Linked DNA regions of Homo sapiens: region 1 is linked to region 2. The links are chromatin contacts, found by Hi-C in ENCODE. All regions are on one chromosome and are shown on one strand. Each heading gives the region's core, a stretch centred on a gene start or an enhancer-like site at or near the end of the contact. The rest is flanking DNA. Distances are from core to core; before and after follow the strand shown.

What was found. Hi-C counts contacts between places; a loop is a spot of excess contacts on that map. Pooled maps may share reads with other maps.
Region 1: a map of mammary epithelial cell shows a loop between it and region 2 (21-fold over the local background). The contact joins the enhancer-like site here to the promoter of MACORIS in region 2. A Hi-C loop is called at or near these places in 1 of 168 maps with a recorded cell type or tissue (mammary epithelial cell), 2 of 37 single-sample maps with no recorded cell type and 4 of 50 pooled maps.

What each region holds. Positions count from the first base shown.
Region 1 is chr10:32,002,163-32,005,920 of GRCh38, reverse strand. All of the region lies in intron 2 of LOC107984219 (a long non-coding RNA gene), which reads right to left. Among named protein-coding and RNA genes, the nearest start is that of KIF5B, 52 kb to the left of the region's middle. RefSeq lists an enhancer at 2,428-3,243. Within about 2 kb of position 1,646, at least 7 of the 41 ENCODE cell types and tissues checked have a DNase peak (open chromatin) inside an H3K27ac peak, as active enhancers do.
Region 2 is chr10:31,706,009-31,709,900 of GRCh38, reverse strand. MACORIS (macrophage enriched lincRNA repressor of IFN-gamma signaling) reads left to right here and starts at 2,454. Exons shown (of 2, transcript NR_184023.1): 1 at 2,454-2,595. RefSeq lists an enhancer at 2,016-2,205.

The DNA.
Region 1 (3,758 bases), core at 397-2,896, 300 kb before region 2:
TCCACTCCCTTCGGCCTCTCAAAGTGCTGGCATTACAGGTGTGAGCCCCTGTGGCTGGTCAGCTTTTTTAAAAGATGGGGTCTTGCTCTGTCACCCAGGCTGGAGTGCAGTAGTGCAGTCAGTCTACTGGGGATCCCATGCTGGTGGATCATACAAAACTCTCAGTGGCTGCTTGAGGCTCTGTCGTCAAGAAAGGCAAACTCACATTTTTCTGTTAGAACAAATTGCAGGCCCTCCTGGGATAGGAGACTCTATGTACTCAACTTACCACCAAGTTGCTAGTTGGTTTCTTCAAGGGACAGTTGAACTCAATATTGCTGGTAGGACGTTAGGCAGCAGACGTAATTGGATCAGCCTTTGTAAGTGGGAGCCGTTGCTACTGGACGTGCATAGCTTTCATCTCCCACTGGCCACACCATTCCTGTGCTCACGATACCAGCACTGCAGCGATGGATGACAGACTGGCGGATGACAGACTGGCTGATGTCAACCATTGGTTAAATTCCTCTTCCCTAGTAGATACTGTCTGGTAGGCATTAACATGTCACACAAGATCCTCACATCCTTTGCTGATACCCCTGTCTATGTCTACGGGAAGGGCAGGCACAGCAGCTTGAGACTTCTGTTTGGCCTTTGTCACTATACAGGATAACCTGTATCCAACAGGCCAAAGATGTAATGTAGTGATCATGCCAGTTACCAAGTGTGTCAATTCTAGTTAGACATCAGAGACACGGAAATGACCAGCAGAGGGATCCACAGAGCATGTGCTGCTTTAATGTGAGCACTATATGTTACCTAAATAGAACCATACCTCCATCTGCGGCCCCTATGATGATGCTTTAGGTTTCTAGGTACAACGTCAGCTTAGACCCTGTATCCAACAGCCTTCAAAATATTTGGGTGTTCCCTTTTGTCCATTGTTCAGTAACCTGAATAAATGGCCATCATTCTTTTGAGGGCAGGACTGGGGAATTGTAGTCGGTACTGGGTTGTTGCAAGGTCTTTCCTCCTGGGGACTGGACCTCATGACTGCAGAGGTAATCAGGTTAAAATGCAGTCATTTTCCAATATAACTTAATCCAATATAACTTAAAGGGAATGCATAGAGGGGAGATGATTAGCAGAGATGGCATCTACAGGCTAAGGAAAGGGGCCTTGAACAGCTCTTTCCCTCACAGACCTTAGAGGGAATCCATTCTGCCAACACCTTAATTTTGGACTTGTAGCCTCCAGAACCATAAGACAATACATTTCTGCTGTTTAACCCACCCAGTCTGTGGTACTTAACAGCAGCCCTAGCAAACTAACACAATAGCCTGCTCTGATAATTCAGCAGGACCCTCTAGGCATTTCTCCTTAGCATGGTCAGCATAAGCTTTGTACAGTTGAGCTTTGTCAGTACAAGAGAAAGGGGCTACTTTTCTCAGGTCTGGCATGCTTCCCCTGGCTGCTTATTACCATCCTGTTGTCAGGCATGGCTCAGCCCCAGCTGTGACCCGAGTATGCAGTCAGTTAGCCAGCTTTCAGCTCTGGCCTTGGCCCTGTGACTACCTCGCTAGCTGGCAGGTGGCTCCCTCTGAGCCTGTCCTTCAGCCTCAGCTCACACATAGCCTGGAGAGGCACTCCCTGCTTGTGGCTGCAGTTTTCTGTCCTCTTGTACTCTGGAGGAGTGTGCCAGCCTCAGCCCATGTGTACCCCAATGGTGTGTTTCCTTCTTGCCCGTCCTGGCCATGATTCCCTGCTTGCCAGTGGCAGCCTGAATGTACCTCAAAGGAAAGTTCCTTGGTGACTGACTCAGCTGTCACCCAGCGCAATCCAGCAAATGTCCCTGCCATACAGTGGGCTGCAGCCACACCTCTGCAAGATCTGAAACCCAAACTTGGGGAGGGACATCCCTATCTAAGAGTTTGATCCTTCCTTGGGTACTTTCCCTTAACCCTAGGGTATCCTGTAAAGTTTTATGTATCCATTTGTAAGGCAATCCCCTTGGACCTTGACTGATACAAAGGGTGATATGTAAGTTTATACTCAGAATCTTATTTATTATTTATTTACTGAGACAGAGTTTCGCTCTTGTCGCCCAGGCTGGAGTGCAATGGCATGATCTCGGCTCACTGCAACTTACACCTCCCAGGTTCAAGCGATTCTCCTGCCTCAGCCTCCTAAGTAGCTGGGATTGCAGGCGCCTGCCATCACGCCCAGCTAATTTTTTTTTTTTTTTTTTTAGACGGAGTCTCGCTCTGTTGCCACGCTGGAGTGCTGTGGCACAATCTTGACTCACTGCAGAAAGTAGGAAAGAAAAGACCAGAACAAAAGGCCTCAGATCTGAATAATAAGCATGCCATAAAGAGAACAGAAGAAACAGCAGAGGAAATCACCAATGAAACTGAAAGCCATGGCTTTCCAGTGCCCAGCACAATATATAAAAACAGACCCGCACTAGGGTATGCCATTGTGAATTTCACTACAAGGAATACCTGAACTAGAAAAAATTTTAAAAGTTTCATACAAAGGACTGAGAATCTGAATGCCTCAAATAACATCAGATATGAGAAGAAAGTAGATCAATATCTTTAAAATTCCAAGGGAATGTTATCTCCAGCCTCAATTAGTGTAAGGGTAGGTGGAATAAAAAGGTTTCCAGGCACACCAGTTCCCAAAAATGTTACTTCTTTATTTTTATTTTTTAAGACAGGCTGCGGTGGTTCAGTGGTGTGATCTCAGCTCACTGCAACTTCTGCCTCCCAGGTGCAAGAATCACTTGATTCTCATGCCTCAGCCTCCCAAGTAGCTAGGACTACAGGCATGCACCACCTCCTGGATTCAAGCAATTCTCCTGCCTCAACCTCCTGAGTAGCTGGGACTACAGGCGCGTGCCTCCACGCCCGGCTAATTTTTTCATATTTTTAGTAGCGACGGGGTTTCGCCATGTTGGCCAGGCTAGTCTCGAACTCCTGGCCACAGGTGATCCACCCGCCTCGGCCTCCTAAAGTGCTGGGATTCCAGGTGTGAGCCACTGTGCCCAGCCTGTATTCAGAATATTTAATGCTTAGCACTTTCCCCTACTTGGCTGTCTGAATGCTGGTAGCCAGGCTTATGCTTCCAGCCAGGAGATGAGAAGATTCTGTGCAAAATTTGGCAGCTGATATTGGGGGTCTCCAGGGAAGCAGCAGTTTCAGGAATGCCAGAGTCAACAAATCCTACTCCTATGAGCCGGTTGCTTCCAGTCAGCTTATTGTCCCCCTCTTCAATATGTGCAGACAGGCAAGGATCACCAGCCATTTGAGGAATGCCTCTAGGGTGAAAGGTAGAATCAAAACCCACAACCCAAAATGGAGCAAAGTGGGACTGTGAAGGGAGAAGAAAACATTTTTAAGGAACTGCCACTAATATCCTCAGGTTTTGAAATTGTAAGGTTTTTCTCCATCTAAGAAAAAAAGAATATTCAGAAAATAAGTCCTGAAAATAGAAATTAAAAACTCAATAGAAGGGTGAGAAGATGAAGTTGAGGAAATCTCCCACAAAGTAGTACAAAAAGAACAGCTGGAAAGTAGGAAAGAAAAGACCAGAACAAAAGGCCTCAGATCTGAATAATAAGCATGCCATAAAGAGAACAGAAGAAACAGCAGAGGAAATCATTAGTGAAACTGAAAGCCATGGCTTTCCAATGCCCAGCACAATATATAAAAACAGACCCGCACTAGGGTATGCCATTGTGAATTTCACTACAAAGAATACCTGAACTAGAAAAAATT
Region 2 (3,892 bases), core at 1,205-3,704:
AACCTCTGGCTGGCTAGGTTAAACATGTAAGGCCTAGAAGAAGATGGTTTCTGCTATAGCCTTGCTTAGGGTGGGAAAAGGATTTTGAGCAGTGGATCTGTCACTGTCTGTAAGAAGGGATGAAGGAGAATACCATCTGCTTGGACTTTTTGACAGAAAGCCAAGGATAAGTAAATGTTGCAGATCTGAGGTCCTATCTTCTGATGGACTCACAGAAGCTAGTGGGGATAGTGGGCCTGGAATTCCAACCTCAAGGCCCAGGACTCTGCTGCATTTTGCAGCTGGAGTGGGAGTTGGCAGAACTCAATTTCTTTGCTGAGAGCAAGTAGCAGTTCAGACAAGAAAAAGGACCTGGATTTCCTCAAGTCTGTAGCAGAGTCAGCTTTTTCTGGATTAAATTGATCCCCTTTCTCCCCATTCCCTACCTCCACATGGCCTTCAGACAGGCATGGTTGCTGACCTTCCTTACCCTCCTCAACCCCTCTACCCTGTGGACCTAGGGTCACTTGGGTATTATATTATACATAAACCTAATAGACAGCCAGCACAGGAGCCTGCACCAATTTAGAGCTCACAGTCATAGCATGACCATATGTCCCAGTTTGCCTGGGACAGTCACCATCTACACCTGTCGTTCTGGCATCGTTATTAATAGCTCTCCTTTTCACTCTCATCGGTGTCCAGGTTTAGACAATAAATTATATGGTTACTCTAACTTTTCATCTGAGACAAGGCACATTCTTTGGTTTATACTGACACCTGTAGGCATACAAAATGGCTTGGGAGAAATGGAAAAGTGGAAGGCTCTCCCTTTCCTCAGTCTCTGGGATTGCCTCCAGACTCTGCTGAGAACCCCAATTATTTGGTGTGATTCTAGAAAGGGGCAATGGAGGGGGAAGATTTCTCCTTGAGGCTGCTACACACTCTGCCACCATAAATGTCCAGGGTTCTACAAACACTTAATACTCCAGAAAGGATGTTTTGACCACTCCTGTTGGTGACAGGAGTCACCATCAGTTTCAGGTCAAACTATGAGACCCCATGGCTGCGTGAGCTTTGTAGATGTTCTCTGGATGGGAGATACAGCCATGCATGGCCCGCCCTTGGGGATCAGCAGTTGTCTGCAAAATGCAGGAAAAGCATCATGTGGACGACATAGGACTACGAGCCAGGGGATTTTCACAGCTGGAGAGGCTTACAAGGAGGCTCGAGCTGGTCAGTTTCAAGGTTTCTGGGCCTGCGTGTTGGAAATTAGGTCACCCTTAGTCTGCCTTGACAAAGAAGACACAGGACATTGGAGGGTGATGTGAGATGCAGTACACGAGGGTCTTACCCTCTCATCTCCCCCGGGTTCCATCACGACACCTGGACTCCAATCTGAACATCAGAAACAATACAAAGCACTTTTAAAAAATTAAATTCAGAGGTCGGGACAGCTTGGGCAGGACTAATTTGTGTGCTTGGCTGTCACAGTGATGGATTTGAGACAGATTAACCCTTGGGCTCCTGGGCCCAGCAGCCTGGGATTGGGTGGGGGGGTGCATTTTCCCTGCATGAAATTACCTTTGTGTAGGGCCCTCTGTCCCAGCAGATGCTGCTCCCTTCTGTTCCCTCACACCCCTGGGCCAACTGTTGTAAACCCCAGAAGAGTGAAAAGAAGCAATTGCCAAGATAAGAAAGCAGGCTTGCAACTGTGTTTGTCCTACTCCGAGTCATTCGGGGTAGGAAAGGGAAACACAGGATGTCTGACTTCCAGGTATTCTTGTAGGTTTTTACGGGGGCTTTTGTTTTTGTCTTTTCTTATTCTTATATTTTTTTAAGACAGCCCTGTGTGGTGAAGTCTCTAGTAAGATAGAAACCTAGGGCTTCACCAGTTCCCTCTGAAAAGGGTTTGAACTGGATTCTCTCAGACTCCCTGTGAGAAAATCCCAGCCATGCCCCCTGACCCTTGTCTTGGGGCTGTGGGGGCTGGGCTGGCTGCCTTCTGGCTGACACTCTCGGAGCAAGCAGACCATAATGAGTCAATTCTCTGCTGTCTGCTATTTAAAACAACGGGTTCCTTCCTGTTTCCTACGCGCTGACTGAGGCGTCTTCTGTGTTAGAAAAAAAAAAGAAACTCAGGAATAAAGTGCCTCCTCTCACAATGAATGGGCTACACATTTCGGCCCGCAGTGACACAAAAGCTCCTAACTGTTTCATCTGTACAGATGGCTCTCATTTGGTGTTGGTGGCATGACTCTGTGAGGTAATTTCCCACATACTTGGTCCATTTAACTGGAGGAGGGTAAAAACCTCCTCTAAGCCAAGTTAGAATCCTCCAAGAAATAGAATTGCTCTTAGCCCTGAGTGTGAAATTTTTGCAGAAGTCCCTGAATTGCAGATGTTCCCTCCAAGAGGGAAGGAGGGAGAGTGCGCAATCTCCCTGGTCTGAAGTGAGAACGGCCTATGCTCTCACTCTTTGTTCCCCTCCCCAGGGAAATCCAGTTACCCACTGGGAGTGAGCTGCCCCCTAACCCCGCATGACCCTGTTCCCCGGGAGGGGCAGCCTGGGGAGTGACAGGCATGACCTCGATGGTGGGCCAGGGGCCTCCTCAGGTGAGTCTTGACCTAACTTTGGCTCTTTCTCTATTTCTCAAACTAAGTGGGAGGGATGTTCAGAGGGAAGCCAGGTTCCCTTGGTTATGCAACACTTGAGTTGCAAATTTCAGTAGCAATATAGAAGGCAAAGCAGTTCTGGCTTTCTTAGCGACACCACCCAGCTTCCGGGTCCAGAGGGACACTAAGATGATTATCTCTCTGTGTGCACAGCTCGGTGACGCTGGGGGCCCAGGCTTCCTGGGGGAGACAGACCAGCCTTAAGAATGCTCAGGAATTGCTGGGACGTTGGTTCATTCACTCATGCAGCAAATGTACTGGTCCCTGGCACCAGCTGCAGATGCAGAAGATGAGCACGTCATGGCTCCCTCCTGCAAGAGCTGTCAGTTTTTGGATGGTGGGAATGTAAGAGACACATCAGGGAAGCAGGTTTCATGGAGGAGGTGCTGTTGGGCCAGGTCCTGAAGAGAAGGGCTAGGACTATGTTAGGCTGAAAGGGAGGATGACATTCCCAACAGAGGGAATAATAGGAGGAAAAGCACAGAAGACATATACATGTGGTATGTTTAATAAATGTAACAAGCATCAGTGTCATGTCTCAAGTGCAAATGTTGGCACTCTGTCAGGGACTGCACGTGTGAATAACTAGATGGGCGTGGCCAGAGTATGGTGTATATGTATGTGTGTGTGTGTGTGTGTACATGTGTGTGTATGCGTGTAGCAGGAGGCCTGTGAAGGGGTATAGGACCAGAGGCTTGAAAAGACATGCTAGAATCAGACTGAGAAAAGTCTGTTAGCAAAAGGAAGCCCAAAAAGAAGCTTTAAAAAGCTCAAGATCTACAAGAGTTGGTTGGTTCGAATGAGATAATCAGGCTTGTATCTTCAAGTGCTCATCCTGGATAACATCTGGGGAAGGGGTTGGGAGGGTGCAGTGGGCAGGAGGCTAAGGACTAAGTAGGAGTACTGGAGATGGGGACACCCCCTTTGTGCTTGGGGGTGGCATGGGGAAGGGGAGGAGGCCCCCGCTGGAGTGGCAGGAACGATATTGGAGCACTTACTGAGGTGCTGAACTTTGGAGCAGCTCATCCAGGGAAAGAAAGTGAGTTCATTGTTGTGAATTTGGGCTTCCAGAGGGACAGCAGGACCAAGCCCATATTGCAGGGCTGTCAGGCTTTGCAAACCCACGGATAGGCATGTAGAACCCCCGAGACAGGGAAAGATCCTGCATGAATGAGAGGAAGGCCAGGAAGGAAGCGGAGATGGAAGAGATCAGTGCCTAGGGCCCAGCAGGAAAACA